3 separate regions of the Mus musculus genome follow, and regions 2 and 3 are each linked to region 1. A link is a loop called in an ENCODE intact Hi-C map of the cell type or tissue named here. Cell type or tissue: heart. All regions are shown on one strand.

The links. Hi-C counts contacts between places; a loop is a spot of excess contacts. Peaks named below come from ENCODE experiments on the same cell type or tissue, not always from the same donor. Only the 100,000 strongest peaks of a DNase experiment are listed, where the experiment ranks them.
Region 2: it touches region 1 in a loop (7-fold over the local background); 6 of 42 quality-filtered maps call a loop at or near these places.
Region 3: a loop joins it to region 1, with 4 times the contacts of the local background. A loop is called at or near these places in 5 of 42 quality-filtered maps.

What each region holds. Positions count from the first base shown.
Region 1 is chr17:83,970,013-83,978,012 of GRCm38, reverse strand. It overlaps Gm35457 (a long non-coding RNA gene), which reads right to left. Exons shown (of 3, transcript XR_385836.2): 3 at 7,549-8,000. Among named protein-coding and RNA genes, the nearest start is that of Gm35457, 10 kb to the right of the region's middle. In heart, CTCF peaks have their summits at 4,421 and 5,803; DNase peaks (open chromatin) are centred at 152, 4,392, 5,462, 5,802 and 2 weaker places; H3K4me3 peaks cover 358 bases; H3K27ac peaks cover 2,337 bases.
Region 2 is chr17:84,109,027-84,117,026 of GRCm38, reverse strand. No RefSeq gene overlaps it. Among named protein-coding and RNA genes, the nearest start is that of Gm35551, 29 kb to the right of the region's middle. In heart, a CTCF peak has its summit at 2,924 (motif pointing left); DNase peaks (open chromatin) are centred at 2,896, 4,406, 6,536, 6,836 and 3 weaker places; H3K27ac peaks cover 3,748 bases.
Region 3 is chr17:84,025,034-84,033,033 of GRCm38, reverse strand. All of the region lies in intron 4 of Gm35551 (a long non-coding RNA gene), which reads left to right. Among named protein-coding and RNA genes, the nearest start is that of 8430430B14Rik, 30 kb to the right of the region's middle. In heart, CTCF peaks have their summits at 2,157 (motif pointing left) and 4,298 (motif pointing left); DNase peaks (open chromatin) are centred at 1,413, 4,293, 4,643 and 6,733; H3K4me3 peaks cover 678 bases; H3K27ac peaks cover 3,574 bases.

The DNA of each region.
Region 1 (8,000 bases):
AGAAACTAGCTGGATGGGCCACCATAAGACAGAGCCTTGCAGGGCGAGAGATAATCGTTAGCAGTTTCCTAGCGTCTTCCGGGATGTGTGATCTAAATTAAGGTCCTTATGGTTCAGGCTGAGTCTGTGCCACAGCCTTTCCTTCCTTCCTGAGGGTTTTCTGTGCGGCCACAGGAAGTCCCGGCTGGAAGACTCTGTTCCTTATTGTTCACCTGCCAGTCTGCCTCCATGTTTTCTGGCCAACGGCCCCTGACCCCCCAAAGGCGGGAGGACACCTTTCTCTCTCTCCCCCATACTCTCTCTCCCCCATACTGAGAATCTTGCAGTGGCTCCCTGCTCCTCTCCTGGTGTTCCAGATGGTCCCACCCCGACCCATGGCTGTCTTCTGTCTTATCCGTGCTCACGCTCAGCATTGCTTGGGATAGTAAGTTCTCCCACAACGCTAACGTCAATGACATCATTCACCACAATTTTGGACAGTAAATCACTCTGTCCCCGTGTCAGATGCTCAACGTGGATGACAGTTGCCCCTTGAGGCTGGAGAGGGGATTAAATGACATGGTCTAGGTTGGACATTGGGCAGGTGGTTGGTTCGGGTGTGGACATGATGGCACCAATCCGAGTCCTGGTTAAGGAGTGCACCGCTCTCTTCCTCTAAGAAGATGAGCTAGAAGGATCAGGAGAGCCTGGGACTTTGGCTCAAAAGTCAGTGCTTTCGATTGCTCACCCGGACTGAAGTTGGCTATGGCCTTACATGGTGAATGTCACTCATGGGAAGCCGGAAACAAAGGCTGGAATCCACTTTCTATCAAGACCCTCAAGATCTCACCTCAACAAAACACCCAAGCAAAACAAAACAAATAAATAATGTAAACAATAAACTGCAGGAAGCAAGATTTCCAACACTCCATTTAATCTATCCCAATGCCAGGAGAGACCCTACAGCAAAAACCCACAGAGAGAAAAAATAGCATTTACTTCTCCTGAAATGACTGGGTCCTCTTCTCCGGACTCACGGAGCCCAGAAACTTCACTCCATAGTTCCTATTAAGAAGAAATTAAATATATTACAAATTAAGTCAGAAAGTTTAGCATTCAAAAAGTGTGGTGGGCCAGGGAGATGACTCAGCAAGTAGAAGCACTTGTCCACAGGCCAGGCAACCTGAGTACAATCCCCAGAACCCTTGTAAAAAATAGGGGGCTATGGATTAAATATGTAATGCCAGCTCTACTGGGTGGGGGGTGCGCATACGTGAGTGCAGAGACAGACAGACAGACAGACAGACAGACAGACAAAACAGAAAGACAGATGTAGAGAGAGAAACAGAGACACAGACAGAGAGAGATACAGAGACAGAGGCAGGAGTCATCGGCGAGAAGCTCGGAGCCAGCTAATCTGGAGTATCCTGCTCAGTTTTAAAGATGGAAGAGGGCTGGACAGACTGTCTCAAAAGTTGTCCTCAGTTCTCTACTTGCATGCATGCCATCTTCTCTCTGTCTCTGTCGCTCCAACTTTATAAAATGTTCTTAAAATCTCCAAATTGTCTAGCTAAAACCCCTATTTATCAAAATGATGGAAAGTTTCTGGCAAAGATTAAAGATGGCAGCAGGGCTTAGCAACAGATGGAAAAAGACAATGGGGACTTGGTCGTCAATCAGCAGTCGTTCCTAGTGATTACACACAGGGATCTGAGGCACTTCAAGGCAGATGTGAACTGGGGACTTTCTCCAAGGTTCCTGAGCCTTGGTACCCAAGCACATCTCTCAAGGGCCCAGGGCAGCCCAAACTACTGTGGAGGATCTGTCCCGCTCGAAGTCTGTGGAGACAGAACCTGGTCCTTTAGCTCAGACTCTCCAGTGCTTCTGTACAGTCCCAAAGGTCTCAGAGCCCTGAAGGCCATGCCTCTCCCATGGCCCTATCCAAAGGCACCTGCTCACCCACCAATGGTTCCCACCTCCCAAGTCACATAGGCCTGACAACTTCTCCATTCAGCCGGAAACACGGACCAAAGACTTCCTTCTCTCTTCGTGATAAGGAAAGTTCAAACCTCAAGAACTCAAAAGCCAAGAAGGCCGAAGGAAACTTTGCTTCCGCCTCCTCTCTGATAAGATCCAGCCTTGAGAAAGGGCACTAATGTGAGCTAGCCTTTCACTGAGCTGTTTTGTACAGTTACCTTGAAGTCAGCTCTACCCAGCAGACAGTGTGCTTAGAGGATGGGGCACTAAACTAGGGTCTCACTGGCTCACAATTTTACTCCATTGTATTTTAGTTCAAGCATCACTCATTGTTCAGAACTCGGTTCCAAAAGACATACACTTAAGGTGGGTCACCATGGAAGGATCATCTTTTGGCCTTTGTCACAGAGCTAGCTAAGCCCAGGCCTGAAGTCGCATAAGATCTGAATGATGCAGGAGAGTGTGATTTTCTTTGCTTGTTTGGTCTTTTTCCCCTACAAGTTAGCATCATCTTGCCAGCATCTCCTTCTTGGGCTTTGGGCATTGGTTCCAGAACCTCTGTGCTGCCCTGGTCTTTTAGACTTTTTTGCCCTGAGCCTTGGAGAAAGAGATTCTTTGGCACCTGCAGGTTGAGTCATAAGCATGACTTTACCTGTAATGTATCTTTGTCTCAGAACCAATCTGCGGGTAAAGGGAACATGTTCTCAGGCTACCTGAACAGGAAAGCTCAAAGCAGGGCTGCAAGGTCAAAGCCAGTGAGGGCTACATAGTGGGCACTTGTCTCAAAAGCCAAGCAAATAGCTTCACAAAAGAGAAGGTCTCTAATAACAAGCGCTCTGGGCAGGGAAAGTGGCTACACACACACACACACACACACTGCTTCCATCCTCACAGTGCTCCATCTGCCAGTGTTTCAATGTTCTCTCCCCGATGTGACATTTACTGAAATGTAGCTACTGCTGGGAAGGGACAGGAAGCAGGACCTTTAAGATGTGAACAGGTCAAGATCCCTATTGTTATGAGTGGATTAATGCCATTGTTGAGAGAGTAGATAGACTAGTTCCCTCTGAAATGGATTTGTTATAAAATAAAAGTTTGTTCTGTCTCTCTCCCTCTGTCTCTGCCATATTCATTCATTCATATATATATATATATATATCCCAACAATGCTATGATGTAGCAAGAAGGTCTCTTGGATACCTCAGTGTCAGTCTCCTGAATTGTGAGAAGTAACTCTCCTTTCATGATAAACCACCCGCCTGCGGCATTCTGTTACAGACTAAGACAGTCACTCATTCTCCTCTAAGGTTATCGTCGGGCACCAGCTACCCTCTGTTTTGGGACTTCCTTGTTTGCTAGAACTCCTGAGATCCATACCTTCTCAAGTTTCATAGATAATGGGCAGGGTGGAGGTGGGGTTGATATACATCCTGAACAATATTTTACTCTCAGGACCTCAATAACTACACACAATAACTAAAGGTTGGTCACAAAACGTGCCTAGAAAGGAAAGCAGGCAGGATTTGAGCCTGTGGATCTGCCGCATTGAGGGGACGTAGTCCCAGGACCGAATGGGACATCAGGACAGGACAGGTGAGACAAAGCGCCCTCCAAATTTCGATTTCTCGTTTTGGACAGTGTCTGTTCCTCTCTGACTGTGAGTCTTCCTCATCCGACACGTGTAATTGTGACGGTTCTTCGACTGTAACTCCTTGGTTTGGGATTCACCAAGGAAAACAAACCTCCGCTTGCCTGTGAGGGTTTATCTAGATTAGGCTGACTAGGTGGGAAGGTCCACCCTAGAGTGGGTGGTACCATGTCATGGACTGAGGTCAAACATTGAACGGAAAGGAGCCTGCAAGGTGAGCTGCAGCAGCATCTGCTGTCTCTTTGCTTCCTGACTGTGGATGCGGTGAGATCAGCCACCTCAGACTCCTGCCGCCAGGCTTCCCTGACACACTCTGACGGTACCCTCAGGCTACGTACGAACCAGAGTAGACCCCTTTTCCTTAAGTTCCTTTTCTGAGGCATTTTATCACAGCAGCAAGACAAGTACAGAATAGAGTAACAAACCCACACTCCAGTAAGCCCCATCCCTGCAGACGACCCGTCCCTTCCTCTCCAGCCTCTGCAGCAGCCCCACCCCTCCTTCAATGCCGCTCGTCTCATCTCTGCCTTCGGATTTAACTCCACACTCTCAGCTTTCTCCCCTAGGCTCTGTTCTCTCTTTCACCACACCACACACCAGATGTGTTTCTCTTTTACTCGCTGTCTTCCTGCTTGAGGAGGAAGCTCCCAGAGGGCAGTTCTTTCCTGCATTGAATATTGTATCCCAAGGATCTAGAAATGTCTCCAGCACATTGTAAACACTCAATAAATACTCGTGGGACGAATGAACGAATGAATGCATTTCAGAACATCTCCTGGCAAGCCATCTTGGATTCAGGACGGAGTAGCACTGCCACCTGTTGCCAGAGTTTTGTATTGTGAATACAAACTCAGGGTGAGCAGGAAGAGGCTCACCCTCAGGGGGTCAGCCCTGTCACTTGAATCCTATTCCATGTTCCAAATGCCACCACCCGACTGTAGCCATCTCAAAGACCTATAGCCTGTGACTTTTGCCTGTTTTATGCCCCTAGTCTGCCAACACCTGGTGACACCTGGCCAACCATTCTAGGAGTTTGCTCTGATGTGTCTAACATCAACCATGCACAGGAAATATTTCCTAACCAGAAAAGGGAATCATAAAAAAGAGCTCAATCCTGAGAAAGGATGAAAGAGAGAACATGAGCTGTAGGACCACATGGGATGTGGGGCCATGTGGGATGGGGGACCATGTGAGATGTAGGACCACATGGGATGTGGGGTCACGTAGGAAAGGAGACCACGTGGGATGGGGGGCCATGTGTGGGATGGGGGACCACGTGGGATGGAAAACCAATGAGAAAGCCTGAGGGACTAGCCTAGTTCCAGCTCGACTTTGAGTCTGCTTTGGTCTCTCCTCTATAAGAAGATGGCCTTGGGCTACATGGGCTTCAGCCCTGACTTCCCTAACAGAAAGGACAGGAAGTCCATGGCATCTTCAGGTTCTGCAGTCAAGTTGCTTGGGTGCCCGTGTCCTAGTTGAGGGTCTCTTCACTGTTGGTTGTGGGGACCTCTTGACAGCTGGTCTTTTAATTGCAGTTTCCTCTCAAAGCCTTACCCCTGCTTGAGCTCAGCCTTCATGGCCTGGCTCAGGGGCCCCAGTACCATGACAACCAGGATCCTCCCCATCCTACACACACATACACGTACACACACTTTGTGTTTGGTCTGCTTCTTTTAACTACCTAAGGGTTGATCTAAGCTGACCTCTGACTTTCTTTGGGTCTCTGTAGTCTGTCTATGCCAGCAAGGAACGACTGTCCCGCCCCTCTGTTCAGGTTGGGTACCCTCTCCTTCTGGCCTCTGCCCAAGCTCTGCTCAGCCCAGATTTGTGTCCATTGATCCTAGACCGCATGTGATTTAGAAGACATGTTAAGGGTAGGCTTCCTGGAGGAATTCCTGGGGCCTCTGAATCCACCTATGCTGGGTGGTCAGAAGATCTGGTATTGGGAACAATTACCTTGTTCCAGCTCAGGAGGAATGCCGTTGAGAAGCAAGCCAGGCCACCTTGTGACACTGGAGAACTGTCTGCTTGAACGCTTTAAGGAGCCCATAGAAACCCACCTGTCTCCCCTTTCTGTGCCCTGCCCACTTCTACTCTACAGAAAGAGGGGGCTCTCCCTGCTCTGCTTCTCAGCCTCCCTCCCTTTGAGCACTGCTGCTCTTCCAGCCCAGCTGCTGTTCCGGGAGCGCGCCTCTAGGGAAACAATGGACTGAGTGTCCTTTGTCAACTCCTCACCAAGGACTCTGTGAGCTCACTGCCATGGGAGCTGCTTAACTCCCAGAATGCCCTGGCTTGTCCGGCTCCATTTAGGAGCCTGTGAAAGGGAAGGTCCCATGGAAGTGACAGAAGTCATTAAGCCTAACACAGATGAGGTTGCTGTGAAATTTTAGCAGTCAAATTTACATTGCTGGTAAGAATTTTTTTTAAAGGATATCAAAAGATTGGCCAAAAAGCAAAATAATTTTTATAATGATTCTATATTAAAGTTACATTTTTATATATTGAGTTCAATAAAAGCATACTGCTAAAATTAAGTTTTCTTGGGTTTATTTGTACTTTTAAAACGTGACTAATGGAAAATTCTACCTTAAATACATGTTTCACTTTAAACTTCCTCTGGGTAGAACTACTTTAAAGAGCTGGGACCAGGTATGGTAGCACGCATGCATCAGAGGCAGGCAGATCTCTGTGAGTTCAAAGCCAGGTTGGTCTATACAGTGAGACCATGTCTCAAAAAAAAAAAAAAAAAAGTGTGTTTGTGAGCTGTGCACAGTGCCTCATTCATACCTGTAATCCTGATGCTACGGAGGCTGATGTAGGAGGATTGTCTCAAGTTCAAGGCTAGCCAAGTTTACATATTAAGATTCTATATTTAAAAGTGGGTTGGAGGATGGAAATAAGCCAGGTAGTGGTGGCTCACACCTTTAATCTGGCACTCAGGAGCAGAGGCAGGTGGATCTCTGAGTTTGAGGCCAGCCTGGTCTACTGAGCAAGTTCCAGGCCAGTCAGGCTACACAGAAAACCCCTGTTTTTATTGTTTTTTGTTTGTTTTGTAAAGTGTCTGGACACAGAAAAAAATATATATGATTTATTTTATGTTCTGCTACAGCATTAGGCCCCAGTACACCATACCAAACCCAAATGGAGTTGCTTGTACTAAAAATGAGACCAAAACTGTTGTCTGACATTTCAAGAAACCAGCAATGATGGTAGTCAGATTTCCTAAACTATTAGCATAAAAATTAAGTTTTCCTCTGCCTTAACTCTTGAAAATAAAGACACCCCCCCCAAAAAAAAGGAAAAAAAGGAGGAAAATAAAGCCACCCCAGACGGGCCAAGCCCAGCCACTTATTCTCTCTTTCTCCATCTCACTGTCCCCTTCTTCTTGTGTAGCTTTGGAGTCATCAGTCTCAGCTGTGAGGCTCATACACAGCTCTATGCCCGCAGGAGGGACACTGTTGTGGGCGGCCCTGGTGCTGTTTGTTTTAGCGAGTAGGGGAAGAGAGAAAGGAAGAAGAGGAGGTGGAAGGAAGATGGTGCAGAACCTCATGGCCCTAAGAAGCCACAAGTAGCAAGGGATCTCATAGCTGAGGAATAGAGTAGTGTAGTGGTAGATCTGCCCAATCTAGGCGTGCAGCTTATAAAGTTATGTAGTTGTGTGTTTTTGCATGGGCATATTGGGGCTGGAGGTTTAGTGCAACAGGATGCTGATGCAGGATTACCAATATCTACATTTTGTCTTGTTTCTGCTTTCTCTAGCTCTTCTCTATCTATAAAACTATTCTCTCTCTCTCTCTCTCTCTCTCTCTCTCTCTCTCTCTCTCTCTCTCTCTGACACACACACACACACACACACACACACACACACACACACATATTCATTCTAGGATGGACAATAAAAATTAGAAGAATTATAAATTGTAATTTTGTCAAATGATTCTTTATAAATGTACGAGATAATAGACAATGTCACAATGTTACTCATTTTCATCAATGTGAACTTGATGCTACATTAGTAGTTCAGTCACCAAGAGTAAAGAGCTCAAAGGAGAGGATCCTGAGTGTTCCAGGGGAGGGAGGGAAGGAAGACAGTAGGGATCCACGTTGTAGCTGGGGAGGATGTGGTTGGGGTACGGACACAGAGGCCATTCCTGGTGATAGATTCAAAGTGCTGAGGGAGAAATAACTAAGTCTGGCAGGATGCAGAAGCTTAGGGGTCTCAGTAAAATACGAAAGAATGGATTATTGTTTCTATCCATGTGTCCAGTCACACCTCCATTATTTTATCCTGTGGCCCAAAGCATAGAGGGACAGAGGCAGGTATGCAGGAATTCAGCCTGAGGTGAGTGCCAGGAAGGTGGTGGGAATGCTGGGAGCGTGGTGGGAATGCTGGGAG
Region 2 (8,000 bases), 140 kb before region 1:
GAAGGAACAGGGGCCACCACGTATAGTCATGAGACCTCAAAGCTCAACGGTACCTTCTGCAGTTGTTCAGTTTTCCACATGGACAACAGTCTGTGGTACTCCCCACAGATGGGGAAGAACAACCTTGGCCTCAGCAGGCTCTGAGGTGGAAAAAAAAATGCATGGGTTAGGGGCAGGCTCAAAGGTGTCTTCAGTAGGAGAACAGGCTGTACCCTCTGTGAGGGTGCCACGTGGTTATGGTTAGCAGTTTGCCATCCGGTGTTGTCTCCAAAGACAGTTGTCCGAGGGGGTGGGGGGGAGCAACTGGTGTGCTGTTAGAATCTCTGGTACCTGCTGTGCTCAGTGGACGGGTAGGGAAATCACCCGACACACCCCACAGACACCCACCAAATGCTGGGGACCAAGATAATGGTAACCGCCACGGGGAGGGCTATTTCCTGAGCTGGTGGGGTAATGGAGGTTGGGGACATGGTGTTCTGAGGTCTCAAACTGAGGCCTCAGTGGGGACCTGTTCCAGCTGCACCACTCCTCCCAGTCCTACCGGCTGGGCACAACAACAATGTCCTGGTGGCTTTGGCTGTCTGGATGAGTCACCTTGCCCACAGTGAGCCCGACTGGCGATGTTATCAGTAGCCTCGCTTGCTTCATCCTGGGTGACATCACCCACCTCTGCCTTCTCCTTCTCGGCACTGAACCATAGCCTAAATGCCCTGGCATATCCTGGGCAAGCTGGCCTGTAAGACCACCAGGGCATCTCCACAGGGGCCCTAAGAGGTCCTCGTGGAGGCTCAGCCCAGCCCTGGTTTTGCTGTGCAGGTCCCTGCCTACCAATAGGGATTAAACATAGAAGGCTCTTTTCTACCATGTGCCATAGTTACCCCCTCTCCTTTCTCAGCCGAATATCTCCTAGGAAGGATGCCAAATTGCATTCTTGGATGGAAGCCCTGAATCCCACACATTGTGGCCTGGGCCTGGGTTCCCCAACTTCTGCCTGTTGTTGGCCTGGTGTCCCTAGAGCTTCTGGGATGGGGTCGTTGGGTCTCTTAGCTCACCTAGGCTCAGACTGTGGCATGGCAGCTTCTTGGGGGCTGAGGGTCAACCCTGTATCTGTTGCCTTCTTGTCCTTGTTCTCAAAGGTAACCTGTGGATGTTGCCATATAAGGACCAGAGGATGAGCAGAGCAGTGACCATGCACACACAGGACTTCATAGCAGAGGCAGGATGGAAGGGTGGTCCCCGGGCGGGTCCCCACCCGTCTTCTCTATCCAGTGGAGCTGGATAGCAAGAGATGGCTGAGAGAGCATCATATGAGGCACACCCCCCCCCCCCCCATCTCCACCTCGTGCCAGGAGGCTACCTGAGCTTGGCAGGTCAAGGAGTCAGGGGGAATGTGAGTGGAGGGGCAGGGAGAAATGTCTGCCCACCGAGGGGACCCCATGAGACAGCACCTCAAGTTTAGACTTTTAAACAGCATCCACTTTCCCTTCAGTTATCCGGAACAAAAGAAATTGTTCCTTAGGTGGAAAAGGAAACCACAAAAGCAAGAGAGCCCACCACTAAGGTCATATCGTCTTCACCATCAGCTGAAGAGCAGAGCCCCAGAGCCGCCGGGTGCACTGGAGCCGGCCCTAGGAGCCAGCAGCTCTGCCCAGCACGCAGTCCGCCTCTGCCTCCTGTCTCTCCTGCAGCATCCCTGACTTCAGTGCTCTGTTGTCACACACAGCCAGTGCTAGGCAAGCATTGTGGTGATAATAGAGAGGTTGAGAAGGCATGGGAAGAGGTCAGTAGGAGAGTTTCAGAGAGGAGACTACTCCTTAGTTGGGTTAGGGCCAGCTGACTAGGCCCCCAAGCTCTTAAGTACCCTTCTGCCCTGAGCTGAATTCTCGTCAACCAAGAGGCACACCTCACCTCTTCAGACTTGGTCACCACTACTAAACTCCCGCCTGTGGTCTGCCTAAGACCTCCAAGTTCTAGAACATAGCCTAGCCAGCTCTCCTGTGCCCCTTCCTTGGCTGCAGACCTGGTTCTAATCCTACTCAACCCTGATTGTCTTTGTTGGTAAGAGCACACCCTGGGGCTGCCTGTCTTTTGAATTCTTTCCCCTCTCTTAAGAAACAAAAAAACCAAACATTAATTTTATTTTACAGGACTATAGGTGTATAATACCATGCCTAGTACCTCTTAAAAATGCATTTTATTCTACTGTTATCTTGGGAAGACTTCTCACTAAATTGCCCAAGCACTCCTGGAGCTCAGAATTTCCCCTGCCTTAGCCTCTTGAATAAAGAAAAACTTATAAAGAAAAACTGGTGCGTGTTTCCAGTTTTTCCTGAGAGCTGCCGGTGGAACCCACAGTTCTGGTGTCCCTTCCTCAGGTGTGTGGTGCCCTGTTTTCCTGGCAGCTCCTGCCTTCCTCTCCAGTCGGACCTGGGTACTGATGGGCACCAGCAAGCCGGGTGCCAGTGGAAATGGCACTTAAGTCTGAACATGTACCTCTTTCCCCTGGCCAGCCCTTCCTCTCATGAACGTGGGGTTGACCACGCTAGCCTCTGCACCATGCAGTGTCAGCCTGGGGACAGGGTAGACTTGCCAACAAGGCCCAAAGGTTGCCCCAACCACATGGGGCTGACACACTGGCATGAAAGTCAACCTGCGTCTGCTGCAGGCTGTTGAGTCCCCGGTAGTTCTTTTGCATTCTCTGACCTTGGTCTCATCGTCTGCCAAGTGGTCAGCATAGTCCCTTCTCCTTCCTCAGAGGAGGGGGAAGGGTGGGTGGGTGAGCCTGGGAAGGTGCACACCCTGCTGAGCGCGGGCAGGCAAGCTCCCTGGGGTGGAACTAGGCTCAGAGTCTGTAGGCCTCACCATGTGGCGGCCTCCTCCCTCCCCAAGCCTGGGCCGTGTGACTGAGTTCACAGCGCCCCCTGCTGGCAGGCTCTCTCAGAAGCTCCCTGTGGGCAGCCCGAACCCCACATTCCTTCACAGATGGGGTCTTGCCCTCTGTACACCCATTTTAAATCAAAAGTGCCCCCCAGAAAGTCTAGGCAGCATGAAGTCCAGGCTGGGGGTGGAGTTGGGGAGCCAGCCGGGATTCCCAGGATAAAGTTTAGTAGGCTCCTGAGTCTTTGAAGTCTGCCAGTCCAAGCCCACATGGACTGGTGGGGGATATCACATAAGGGCAGGTTTGAGGAATGAGGAGCCCTACCTATGTACCCTGAGCCTGACCCTCATCAGATCTGCAGAAGGCAGAAGCAGAAGAAGGTAGGGCGGTCTTCAGCCCTGCCTGCATATCTCTGTCAGACCCTTGCTCCACATTGGTGGCTTTACCCACTGGGAAAGTCAGCAAACTCAGCCTCAGCCCCACCTTGAGCTCTTTTACTGCTGGTGAGACTTCCCTACACTGTGGTCTTCCCAAGCTGCTTGTATCTAGCCAAACACAAAATTCCCCCTCCTCCAGGAAGCCTTCCTAGATGGCCCCAGGCTTCAGGGATTTTCTCTGGCTCCAAGCTTTTTGCAGGACTTCTCACATATATTTCATTGTCTTGTGCAAGTGTTATTTGATCCCATCTTTAGAAGCTCGGACCACTAGGTGGAAGACTTTGTGCTGCCTCTTTTCCTGGAGCTCTGGGAAGGTCTAGGGGGACAGAACATGCCTGTTAACTTTGTTTTAGACAGGGTCTCACATAGCCCAGGCTGGCCTCACATTCACTATGTAGCCCAGGCTAGTCTTGAACTTACTGGTCTCTAGTCTCAGCCTCACAAGTGCTGCAACTAAAGTGATTTTAAGATCAGCTGTAACCATGTGGGTGTGGTCTTGCCCCTGGGGCACATTGGCAATGTCCATTGATAATGTCTGGGTGTGTGGGTGGGGCCTGGATGCTAATGGTATCTTAGAATAAGTGTCAGAGATACAGTCATTGTCCTACAAGGCACAAAGAATAGTGCCCAGGTTATGAACACTGATTGAAATAAATTCAGATCTGGTATTTTTATTATAGTGACCAGGGTCAGTGGGTCCCACCGGAGACATCAGCACTCCCTGGGAGGATTGACAGAGCAAGGTTTGAATCAACTGTAACTGTTCCTTCTCTGTCCTCCATAGTTTTGGGTGCCCTGAAACACTTTTCTGGTCTGAATGTGGCTTGTGCAAGTGGAGGTGGGCCTGAGCCAAGGAGGAGGGTCCAGACCTGAATTAGAGTCCTTAGGGTAGTGTGGCCAGCCCTTGGGAGCAGAGAGTGCCTATAAATGGGGATGGAGTGACCCCTTTCAGTCCCAATGGACTGAGGTCCTCAGCTGTTCCTGTGTGCTCAGCATTTCTGTCTGCTGATGGGTGGGGCACTCTTCCCATAGCCAGATGTGGGAGGTGGTTGTGGCAATAACTGCCCTCCTGGGAAACAGCTGTCAGAACAGGACCGCTTTGACGAGCACATCAAAGCTGCTTGCACATCTCCTAGGAACTGACTGGGTGGGTGGGACAGAGCAGAGCCTTCAGCCAGGAACAGCTGTTGGCCAGGCCCCAGTGCAGCGCTGGAGGCCAAGGAAGGCATCCCCGTTAGCTGGGGGTTAGGAATGTCCCAGAGGCTAGTCATCGTGACACAGCTCTCCTCTGCATAATTCTAGGTGGGCTTGGGCTGTCCGGGGTTCTTGGTGACCCCCTGTCGCCTGTGGAGAACTCTGTAGGGGCCTGGCTCCCTCCTGAGGGCGGTGCTCCTAAGGAGGGGCAGGGAGGGACTCTCTTTCCTTTTCAAGCCATGGAGAGCAGGGGCACTTCCCTGTGAAGGCTCTAGCCTGTTTTTCCTTTCAAAGGGCCCAAACCTGACTAAGCAAAGGATGGGGCTTTGAGGAGAACAGGAAGCCAAGCTTCCCTGCTCTCACATTCTCCACAGCGAGGCCCCACGGCATCTCCTGAGGGCCAGGAGAGTACACGTATGTGAGACATGGGAACAGGCCCAATATCCTTGGATCTTATCCCATGGCATTGTGGGGCAGGGAATGTTCTGGGACCAGTCCTGGAACCAGATGCTGCAATATATAGGAAACAAGAACTTTAATTCCCCTAAAGCTTTGGCTTGCTCATCCGTAAATGGGTTTACTGACACTTCCTGTGCTCTAGGTTGTTGGGAGAGTTGGAGGGAAGGTACTAGAGGTGTGCCTGTGTCTGTGTGTGTATGTGTGCGTGCGTGTGTGTATCTGTGTGTATGTGTGCATGTGCGTATCTGTGTGTGTATGTGTGTGTGCGTGTGTGTGTATCTGTGTGTATGTGTGTATCTGTGTGTATGTGTGCATGTGTGTATCTGTGTGTGTATGTGTGCGTGTGTGTGTGTATCTGTGTGTATGTGTGCATGTGCGTATCTGTGTGTGTATGTGTGTGTGCGTGTGTGTGTATCTGTGTGTATGTGTGTATCTGTGTGTATGTGTGCATGTGTGTATCTGTGTGTGTATGTGTGCGTGTGTGTGTGTATCTGTGTGTGTGTCTGTGTGCGTGTGTGTGTGTATCTGTGTGTGTGTCTGTGTGTGTGTAGTTGGTGCTCACGACATGCTGCCAAACGTGGCTATAATATTATAAATCTAGCGTTGTAATCTTCACAGTGGCCTTTTCAGTGGCTGGCATGAAGTTTTAAGGTGGCCTGTATCGCTTTAGCTTAGAGTGAAAGCAAGGCTCTCTCTCTGGGAGGAGCCCTGAGGTGTGGCAGTTGAGAGAGATGGGCCCCAGGAACGTTTTAGGCACTTGGGTTCAGGATAAAAACGGCAGGTGTGGCATATCTGGGGCTACAGCTAGGGTTGGCTGGGTTCCTGTCACCTTAAGGGACTGTGTGTGTCAGTGTGTGCAGGTGGGTGACTGTGGTTCGTGACCTGTTTGAGCTTGTGTGTGTGGGACAAGTGTGTAACCAGGTGGGGCTGTGGGCAGTCTCATCGTGGGTGTTCGTGTGGGCCTGTGGGCCTGGATCTCACTCTTCGTGGATGGTTTGGTGCGTGCGTCTCACAATCTGATGGCCTCACTTCCCTCAGTGAGGGTGTCTCTCCGCATGTGCAGTGTGTGGCTGAGGGACTGGCTATTGCATCCTTTCTGACAGAGTTGTAGGTCTTGTGGGCATGCCAGCTATGAAGGAGGCCATGGAGGTCACACAGGCCTGCCCCCAAGGAGCAGTGGGCTTAGAGGCTCTGCTGGTGTGAGAAGCATCCTTTACTCTCTCTCTCTCTCTCTTTCTTTCTTGTTTATTATTTTTGTTTTGCTTTGTTTTTCAAGACTGGGTTTCTCTGGTTGTAGCCCTAGCTGTTGTGAAATTCACTCTGTAGACCAGGCTAGCCTTGAATGCTGCTGGGATTAAAGGTGTTCCTCTACCCCTGGCTGGCATTTAGTTTTAAGAGAAAGCAGCTGGCTTCCTTTCTCAAGCATCTATATTCCATCCTTCTCACAGCACATGGGAAGTGAGTGTATCTGCATTCCAGTTACTCTACATCTGTGTCAACACTTGGCACTGTCGATGTTTTTGAGTTCAGCTGTACTTAGTTATTTTCTATGCTTTCCTGGCTCTGTGGGGTTTTGGCCCGGAGCAGCCCCTAAGGAGTAGGCTTCTGACAGACAGCACACAATTTTTTTCAGACATGTCTTGAATATTACTTGGGAGGTATTTATGTTAAAAAGTTAGTTATTATTTGCTACAAATCTAAACAAGTGGGCCCCTTTGTTTCTGCTTAGTCCAGGCATCCTTCCTCGCAGCTTCCTCCTCCACACCTAAGTGAGGTAAGAGCTGATGGAGAAGTGGAAAGCCAGCCAGCCTACTCAGATCACTCCAGTCAGTTTGTACTTGTTGACTGTGTCTCCTGGGGCTCAGACTGGACGTGACTCACCCCGAGGCTCACAGCGAGTGCCTGGTAGGCTCACATAATCTAACCCCATGAACCCAAGCAGTGGTCAGGGTAGCTCCAGGAGGCTCTGGAAGCAGACCAGCCTGGTTTGCAAATACTGAGCCATACTGTCAACTTCGAGGGCAGCGTTACATAACAGTTCTCGGCTCTCAAGGCTTGTCCTCCATCTTGAGAACATCAGAAATGCAAAGCAAGCAGAGGTCACTTTCAGGGGTGGGGGGCTGGGTGTGGTTTTGTAGACTGACCACACAAACCTAGAATTTGACCTCCGTGTACCTCTAGGATCTGGGGAGAACTGTGGGTCCTTCTCTGAGGAAGGTTTCAAACATGTAGAACCAAATCAGGACTGCCAAAGCAACCAAGGAGAATAAGACACAGAGCTCCAGCCAGGGAGGCAGCCCTGAGAGGAGTGGAGAGTTTCTTTTAAAAGGTTTTCATCTTTATTTTAATTTTGTATGTGTGGGGGTTTGACCAGCATGCACGTCTATATACTACACATAGGCAGCGCCTGTAGAACCTAGATAGCACGGAATGCCCTGAGATTGGCATGGCATGCTTTTGTGAGCTGCCCTGTGGGTGCTGGGAATTGAACCCATGTCCTTTGCAAGAGCAGCCAGTGCTCTTACCCACTGAGCCATCTCTTCAGCCCCTTTCCCCTGAGGGGTTTCTTGATGAATACTTTACAGTTTATTTATTTTTAATTTAGTGTGTGTATGTGTGTGTTTGTGACTTTGAGTGTGTGTTTCTCAGTGTGTTTTGTGTATGTGTGTGTGTACACATAACACTCTGTAGAGATTAGTGGACAGTTTGAGGGGCTTGGTTCTTTCCTTCCATCATATGGGCTCCAGGAATTGAACTCAGGTCATCAGGATTGGTGGCAGGCACCTTTGCCCAGTGAGCCAGCGGACATCTGTTGGGAATCAGTTCTCACCCCCATCCATCTTGTTTCTCCTCCTGCTTTTTAGTCTCTAGGGCAAGGGCCCACCAACTTTCAGGTGAGTCTCTATCTCTGTTTCCCATGTCATCAGAGGAGCGCTGAGATCTCAGACTTGAGCCGCCTCATCCAGCTTTAGGAAGGTGACAGGTTCCAACTTGGGGTACCAGGCTGTGTGGCAAGCACCCTTACCCGCCAT
Region 3 (8,000 bases), 55 kb before region 1:
TGTGCCGTGGCCTCCAAATCCTAGTGTTTCTAGGCTTAAAGTACAGCACTACCTCCCTCGGCCCTTTGGATGTCTTACAGCTCACAAGGCTTCCAAGGTCTTCTAGGGAGTGTCAGCACAGTGCTGAGGAGACCAGGCGGGTAGCTGAGCCCCAGGACACCAAAGCACTGGGAACAGTGTCAGGAGAGGAGCGTCCACACCCGTCTCTTCCTCTCCCACACACCTGTCTTCATCGCCTCTCCAGGATTTTTCTTCCCGAACAACAGCTGGGCATGTGAGGCCAGCCCCAGAGAAAGTTAAAGCTATGATCCTCACCTACAAGGGGCTGAGGAGAGTAACCTCTCCTCCGTGGGTGGCGGATGTCACTTGGGTGTAGGCACCGATCTCTACATGGGCATGACTTCCTGGTACTGAAGGCAGGGTAGAGAAGTCTCTCTTGTAGTGATGGAAAGAAAGCAATGTGAGCTTCAGAGACCGCTCTGAACAGAGAGCAGAGAGGCCAAGCCTACTTAACTGGAGGAAAGAGGTCCTCTGTCTTAGTGTCAGAGTTGGAAGATCTGCCCTGAAGCAAACACGAGGGAAACTGATGCCCAGGGTGGGGCCTCTGCTGCACAAGGCTGGACAGTGACCTCAGCCTTAAGATCCATGCGTGCGCTGTCCTCAAAGCAACAGGAACTTTAAGGGGTTGATTGCTGCTGAGGCAGGTCCAATCTAATCACAAGTGGCTTATAAGAGGGATGGAGGATAAGTTAGAGCCAGTGATGTGACAAAGGGATGAGAGGTGGTCTGTGAAGGTGGGGGAAGGGGTTACAGGCCAAGGCATCTATTAGATACTAAGAAAGACAAGGAAGTGGGCTTTCCCCCAGAGCCTTGGCCTGTAGATGCCTGACTTTAGGCCAGTAATGTTGAAATTGAACTTCCAGCCTCCAGAACTGGAGGGAAACCAATGCTTGCTGTTTCTAGCCATTTAATCTGTGGCCATGGCGATCACTGGAGATTTACACTTGCTGAGGGCTACAGAAGGAGCCAGGGCCAGATCTTCTCAATGAGACCAGCTCTCAGGAATGGATGCCCTGGGGCCTCTGGGAGATGTGTGCGTGTGTCAGAGAGAAGAGAGACCATGACTTCTTCACGCATCAAGAGATTCTTCTGGGCAGATGACCCTCCAGAGGCACGGCAACATTTTTCTCTCCAGGAAAAAATAACTCAGTGTGTATCAAGAACTCAGTGTCTCACACGCACACATGGAGTCGTGGGTCCCCGGGAGACACAAGCTCTGTCATTCTCTCCAGGCCTCTTTAATTTCCTTGGGGGCAGGCAGGGAGCAGGGCTAAGGACTATGGACTCCTGGTGACATCTGGAATTCTCCAACGCTCCTAGGGGTCCTGTGGAGTTGGCCCTCCTCTCCAGTGTTTCCTGCTTCCATGCAGTCTCTGGGAGGATTTGACACATTTCCTAGCTGGGGAGCATGGTTGGAATTTCCAGCCGGCTTCCAGATGTGGCGCTGACTGGGCTGGAAGATGCTTTTTTGAAAAGCATCTGGGAAGCCAGGGGTCCCCCAGCGCCAACCTAGGCTGTTGTGCATGTCCTTCTTCCTCACGCTGTTATGTGGTTGGGCTTTCCATGGGGGAGCTCATGGGTAGGGTTTCACCATGTGAAGAAGGGTGTAGCCTGCCAGCTTCAGGCCCGTAGTCCAAAGGTGGTCTAGCACAGCAGGTCAGAGGGGCCAAGGCTGATTAAAAAAAAAAAAAAAAAAAAAAAAAAAAAAAGACTAGAAGGAGCATGGATGGAGTGGGCTGGCCAGGGTGAAGAGAGGGGAGGGGTCCAGGAGTCAATACCCAGTAATAATGAGTTTCTGGCCCTGGGCTGCTGGACAGCAAGATAAAGGGGAGCCCCTTCACTGGTTAGAGCTGGTTCCTAGTGCGTGGGACAGTTCGGTTCCCTAGACAGCATTGCCAAGGTCAGAGAATCCTCAACAAAGGAGTGTTCTCAGCTTGGGAGGGTTCAGGCAAGACACGGGAGGATTAAGAATGTCACAGGGCTGGAGAGATGGCTCGGTGGGTCCTTGCCAGAGGTCTTGAGTTCAGTTCCCAGAGCCCATTTCAGGTGGCTCATAACCACATGTAACTCCAGGCCCAGGGGATCTGCTGCCCTCTTCTGGTGTCTGTGGTTAATTGCATTCATGTGTACTTACACCCACACAGACGGACACACAGACACATAATTAAAAATTTAAAAACTAAAAAAAAAAAAAAAAAAAAAAACCCGAAAAAAAAAAAAAAAGAAAAGAAAAGTCCCTTCTAACTCCCAGCCATGCCTGTTAGGATAACCCTGTAATAGTCAGCTAATTAGGAGGCTGAGGTAAGAGGATTGCAAATTCAAGGCCAGCCTGGGCTACAATGGTGACTTCAAGACTAGTTTAGGCAACTTAGTGAGACCATCTTAAAATACAGACTAGGTGTTTGAACCCTTGTCTGGCATGTATCAGGTCTTGGGTTCCATGCCTATTAACTCCAAGAAGGAGAAAGAGGAAGAAGAGGAGGAAGGGGAGGGAGAAGAGGAAGAGGAGGAAGAAAAGGAGAAAGGAGGAAGAGGAGGAGGAGGAGGAAGAAGAAGAGGAGGAGGAGGAGGAAGAAGAAGAGGAGGAGGAGGAGGAAGAAGAAGAGGAAGAGGAGGAGGAGGAGGAGGAGGAGGAGGAAGAAGAAGAAGAAGAAGAAGAAGAAGAAGAAGAAGAAGAAGAAGAAGAAGAAGAAGGTGTCGTTCCCTCTGTCAGCCATTCTCTTTGATACTCAGATACTCAGAATAATATACTCCACCTGAAAGATGTCCCTATCCCAGTCCCCAGAACCTGCGCACACATCACCTCACAGGCAAAATGGGCTTTGCAGGTGTAATTACATTAAGGCTCTGAAGTAGGAATATTGTCAAGATTATGTGTGTGTATGTGTATGTCGTGTGGGGGGGGGGGTCCCCCTGCTGTCACAAAGGTTCTCAGGAGAGGTCAGCAAGCGAAGGCTGCAGGGAGGGCTCTTGGGAGCAGTGGGGAGTGTCTGAAGGTGCTGCTGGTGGCTGACTTGAAGACAGGAGAAAGAAGCACACACACAGCATGGCTGCTGCCCTAGGACCTGGAGAAGCCACGGGAGCTGCTTCAGTATGCCCAGAGCTGCTTCAGTATGCCCAGCCCTGCAGATTCTTCAGTGGTGTCCAAGGATGCTGCTCTTGGGAGCTGGCCTCAGGGCTGTGATGAGACATTTGTCATGTTATAAGCCTCTCTGTGTGGAATTTGTTATAGAAGCCCTGGACACTCACACAGCTTCCTGCTGTGGGGCCCAGAGTCCCCCTCACTCTTTTGGGCCAGGCACGCTTGAGACCCACAGACTGAGAGTCGCCAGTCTGATCTGTCTCAACAGCCCCGGTGAAACCCTGACACAGGCCAGAGATGTGGCTACCCATAGCTTGGGCTTCCAGTAGTGGGTGCAGAGCTGTGTCCTGGCCCTGGATTTGCCTGACAGATGGACCCCTCTGTCCTCTCTGGGCAAGCCATCCACCTGTGGGGTAGCCATCTACCTTCTTGCTTGCCCTTCTCTCCCAGAGAACAAGGCCCACAGATTGCCAATGGGATCAGAATGGGGGTTTTAACAGAAACTCCGGCTGAGTTGAGATGTCAGAATCCTTTGTCCTGTGTCCTGTCACTTTCCATTATCGCCCCCCCCCCTTTTTTTTGGTAAGGGAGTCTCACAATATAACCTTGGCCTCAAACTCAGAGATCTGCCTGTCTCTGCCTCCCAAGTGCTGGGGTTAATAGTATGCACCACCCCACCCCGCCCCACTTCTCTTTCCGATTTCAGGAAGGGTCTAGCCCAGGCAGGCTTGAAACCATGAGTTACTTCCTCTGGAGTACTATGATTACAGGTGTGCACAACACACCTAATCATGTTACTTATCCCCCCCCCTCACCCCCCGCTTACAAGCTCAAGCATGCAGGCCCACGTGCAAGTTACACCGACACTCTGCACGCACATACTTTCCGGGGCTGCAAACAGCGTCCACATGTGCAAAGAGGATGCCTCAACGCAGACCAGCAATCACGGACTTGTTTGTAGCTTCCCGCCCACAAACACAGATACATTCATTTTATACCCACCCACCAGGATACGCACAAGCACAGACACACCTGTGCATGAGTAAAGACCACCCATGCGTGTGGACACCTGTGAACAGGGGCGGAGAGCTACGTGCAGCCTGCCCCGCCCCACCCCCAAGCCCTCTAGCCCTCTGCTCTGGAGACCTCTGCTGGTGGAGTCTGGAACAGCTCCCGGAGTATGTGACACTGAACAGCGCAGAGCTGGATGGTGGAGGGAGGAAGAGAGGGGCCACCGGGGTTAGCTCCCGGGCTCCACGTTGCTGCTTTCACCGGGCCCACGTGATCTTCTGCAGCTTCCACTCCAGTGCAGAAGCAGAGATTCCACACGCAGAAGTCTCCAGGCTTCTTCCAGACTTAGGCTCACCCTGCCCTAGCAGTGGCCTCTCCTAATGTGTAGTCTATTACATAGAGAAGCCCCCCCCACCCCGGCCTGGCTGCATCCACACTTCTCTCAGTCTATGACAAGGCTTCGCTTACGGGGGAACCCACGCCAGTGTCTCCTCTTCCCGTCTTCCCCCTTGCGCCGCTTTCTAGTAAGGAGGAGGGACCCAGCCTCTCTCCTTGCTGCCACTGGGTCTCTGACTTGGTTTGCGACCTCATGTCACACATGCAGGTTCCACTTCCTGCGCTATGGTCTTCCCGTCTCCTCATGGATGTTCAAGGGGAGTGAAACTCGGAGACTTGGAACAAAATGGATGAAATTAAATTCTGATGGTGGCTCAGTGGGGGCAGTTACTGTCCCCAGCCTCCGTTTCTTCAGGGGGATTGGAGATCTTGACTTTTGGGGACAGGGTGATTAAATGAGACAGAATCCTCAGTGGTCAGTGTCAGGCATTGTGGACCACTGGCCATGTAAGATGACGAAGAGAATCTGGCCAGGAACTCCGTGGAGGGCCAGATAAACTCACTTCCAGAAAGGAGCGGTTAGTACTGTAACAGTGATCTCCAAGGGGCTTCAGCGGGGTCTAAGGAGGTTTTGTTTGTGTGGCTGGGGGAGCCGCTGAACTTCACAGAGGAGATGAAGTGGTGTCAGCAGGCGCCCTCCTCTCTGTCTACGCCCTCGTTTCCGCAGGCAGAAATCATTTCCTTACAGTTAGAATTGGAACCGACAGTAAGCAAATATTGGTTTGGTGGGATGCGGTGTTATCGACCACCTGATTCTGTGCCATACGGCAGTGTTTCCATGGGCCCCTGCTCCCAGGTAGCGGGTGGTCATGGCTGTGAGCCGACCTGTCTCGCTAATCCTCTGTTCTTCTCAGTCCCCTCATGTCTCTTCTCCTTGCTCTGTGTACCCAAGGGCATCCATCACCTTGTCATCCCGTGTCATTAGCTTTTCTTTGAACGTTTGTAATCCCGCTGGCCCAAACCACAGGTGGGCTGTGCTTTTGATTCCTTAGCCTTAGGAGCAAGGACTCAGTCGGTAGAGCGCTTGTCCAGTATGCGCATGCGCATGGGTTAGATTATCAGCTCTGCATGAGACTGAATATGGTTAGTGGTGCATACCTGTGACTCTGGCATTCAGGAAGTGAAGGCAGCAGGATCAGAAATTCAAGGTAATACAGTGAGTTCTAGGCCAGTCTGGATGCCCTGTTGAAGAAATTTAAGCATACACACACACACATGAGCACTTGCAAAGAAAAGACTCAGTGTATGATCAGGTTGGCCCTAAATGTCTGTCTGAGCCATCGCCACACTGGACATCTACTTAAGAAAAGAGACCACGAATCCACTGCAGGGGTGGTGTTAGGACTGGAAACATGGTGTGTGGCTAGGAAAGTCTGCTTGTTTTTGAGACTGGTGCGTAGAGGAGAGCCGGCTTCTCCTCAGGAGGGAGTGATGGGAACGGCGTCCAGGAGGAAATGTCCAAATGCTCTTTAAAGACCTGAGATGCTGGAATCGTTCTTTTTTAATCTACTGACTCTTGGCTTGCTCCTTTCTGGAGATGGGGGGCAGCCTTGGCTTCACCTCAGTCAGCCAAGACCGGTCAGGTAGACAGAGCATACCACCAAAGGCCCTCTAAGGCAGCCGTGGCAGACCCAGAACGGAACAGCAAAGAAGAAAGTCCATAGGCCCAAGAAGTTGAACCACACTGATCATGTTAAAATAAAAAGCAACCCCCACCCTCACCCCACCCCACCCCACCCTGCAAGAGAGAAAAGAGATTGTGGTATGTACCCCACCTGTCTGCCAAAGGTGGAGGGGACTCTGGAGGCTTCAAGAGAGCGGGAGCCCAAAGGTCATGGGTTCAGATGTTTCCTTCTGAGTCCACCCCATGGTTATCGATCTCTTGCCTTCACCTATTTTGCCACCCCAGGCTGCTGGTGAGGGGGACTCGGGGAGAAGCCAGAGGGCTGGGGGCCAGAGGGAGTAGGATGAACAACCAAAGACAGCTCAGGGATGTCCTGGAAAGAGCCAGACTCTGGAGGGAAGGCAACAATAGGCCTCTGTTTAGCGTCCACTCCCCTCACAGGTCCTGGCAAAGGGAAGCCTCCAGGCAAATCAAACACCGCCCACATCCACAGGCTGCCAACAGAGGCAGGTGAGTCAGAGCCCGGGCTTAGCTGATAACAGGCAGCAGCGGCCCAGAATGCAGCCCTTGTTGATGGCTGCCCCTCCTCGCCCCCTCCTCACAGCTGGGCCTGCTGGAGCAAGCCTGAGGGTGGGGCTGATTGTCAGGAAGCAGGGCCCGCTGGGAAAAAGGAGAGGCCCAGCAGCCTACCGTGCGAGGTGTGTTCTGTGGTAACTTGAAGGTGTAGTGGGGCAAGCGGGCAGAAAAAAAAAAGAGAGCTAGGGGAAACCCACAATGTCAGCTGTGTTCTCTACCCATAAATCCATTCATTCCTCCGGGGGGGGGGCGCGGGGGGGGCAGGGGGGATACCACTTTCAGTACTAAGGCAAGACTCTGGGCTGAAAAGGGCCAACATTCAAGTTGAATCAGCTTGGGAGGAGAGGCGTCTGGGGTAAGTCCTCAAGTGGGGCAAGGACGGAGAAAGATGGGAGGCTGAGGCCAACCCGCTGGCTAGGGCACCTTTTGCATCGTTTCCTTACCTGTCTCAGGAGCTGGCTTTATCTTTCTTCTGCATATGGGCTGTGCATCCCTCCCAAACTAGAGAGAAAAATAACCGTGTCACCAGTTCAGGGTCAGATCCTCATGGTGTTATGACTAGAAAGAAAATGCTCTCCTATGTCACCGGGTTTGGTTAGAAAGTCTGTAAGGACTCCTTATAGGCTCCCGTCAAAGCCTGGGACCAGATCTGGGCCAGGCATCGCTCTGGCCAGGGAGGTGTCTTGATGTAATCTTCCCAGATTCTTTGCCTCGCCCATTGTCAGACACATGTGAGAATCTCCTCGCTGTACACTTGGGGTCTCTTGTGACACAGCTGCTAGTTGACCCCCATAACAATGTTACCTTTTCTTTCATAGATCAGAAAGTCTTTTCTGGAGCCAGAGAGATGACTTAGTGGCCCATACTGCTCTTACAAGGAACTGGACTTTGGCTCTTAGCAACTATATCAGGTGGCTCATAACACCTGTATAACTCCACAGCCAAGGAGCTCTGACCTCTCAGACTTCCTTAGGTACCTACATCCATGGGCACATACCCACACATAGACACGGGGGTATTTAAAAATTTTTTTTAAAGTGTTTTTTTTTTCTTTTTCTGGATACATGGCTTCTTGGTGTAAAATAAAAACAAAAAACCCCTACATTTCCCAGTCTCCCTTGCAGCTAGGGGTCTGCAATCCAGGGACTAAAAGTTCTGGTCAGTAGGGTGTGAGCAAAGCAATGTGTTCAGCTTACCGATGGTGCCTTTAAAAGGGGGGATTCAGGCTCTGCTGGCCTCTTTCTCCTATGT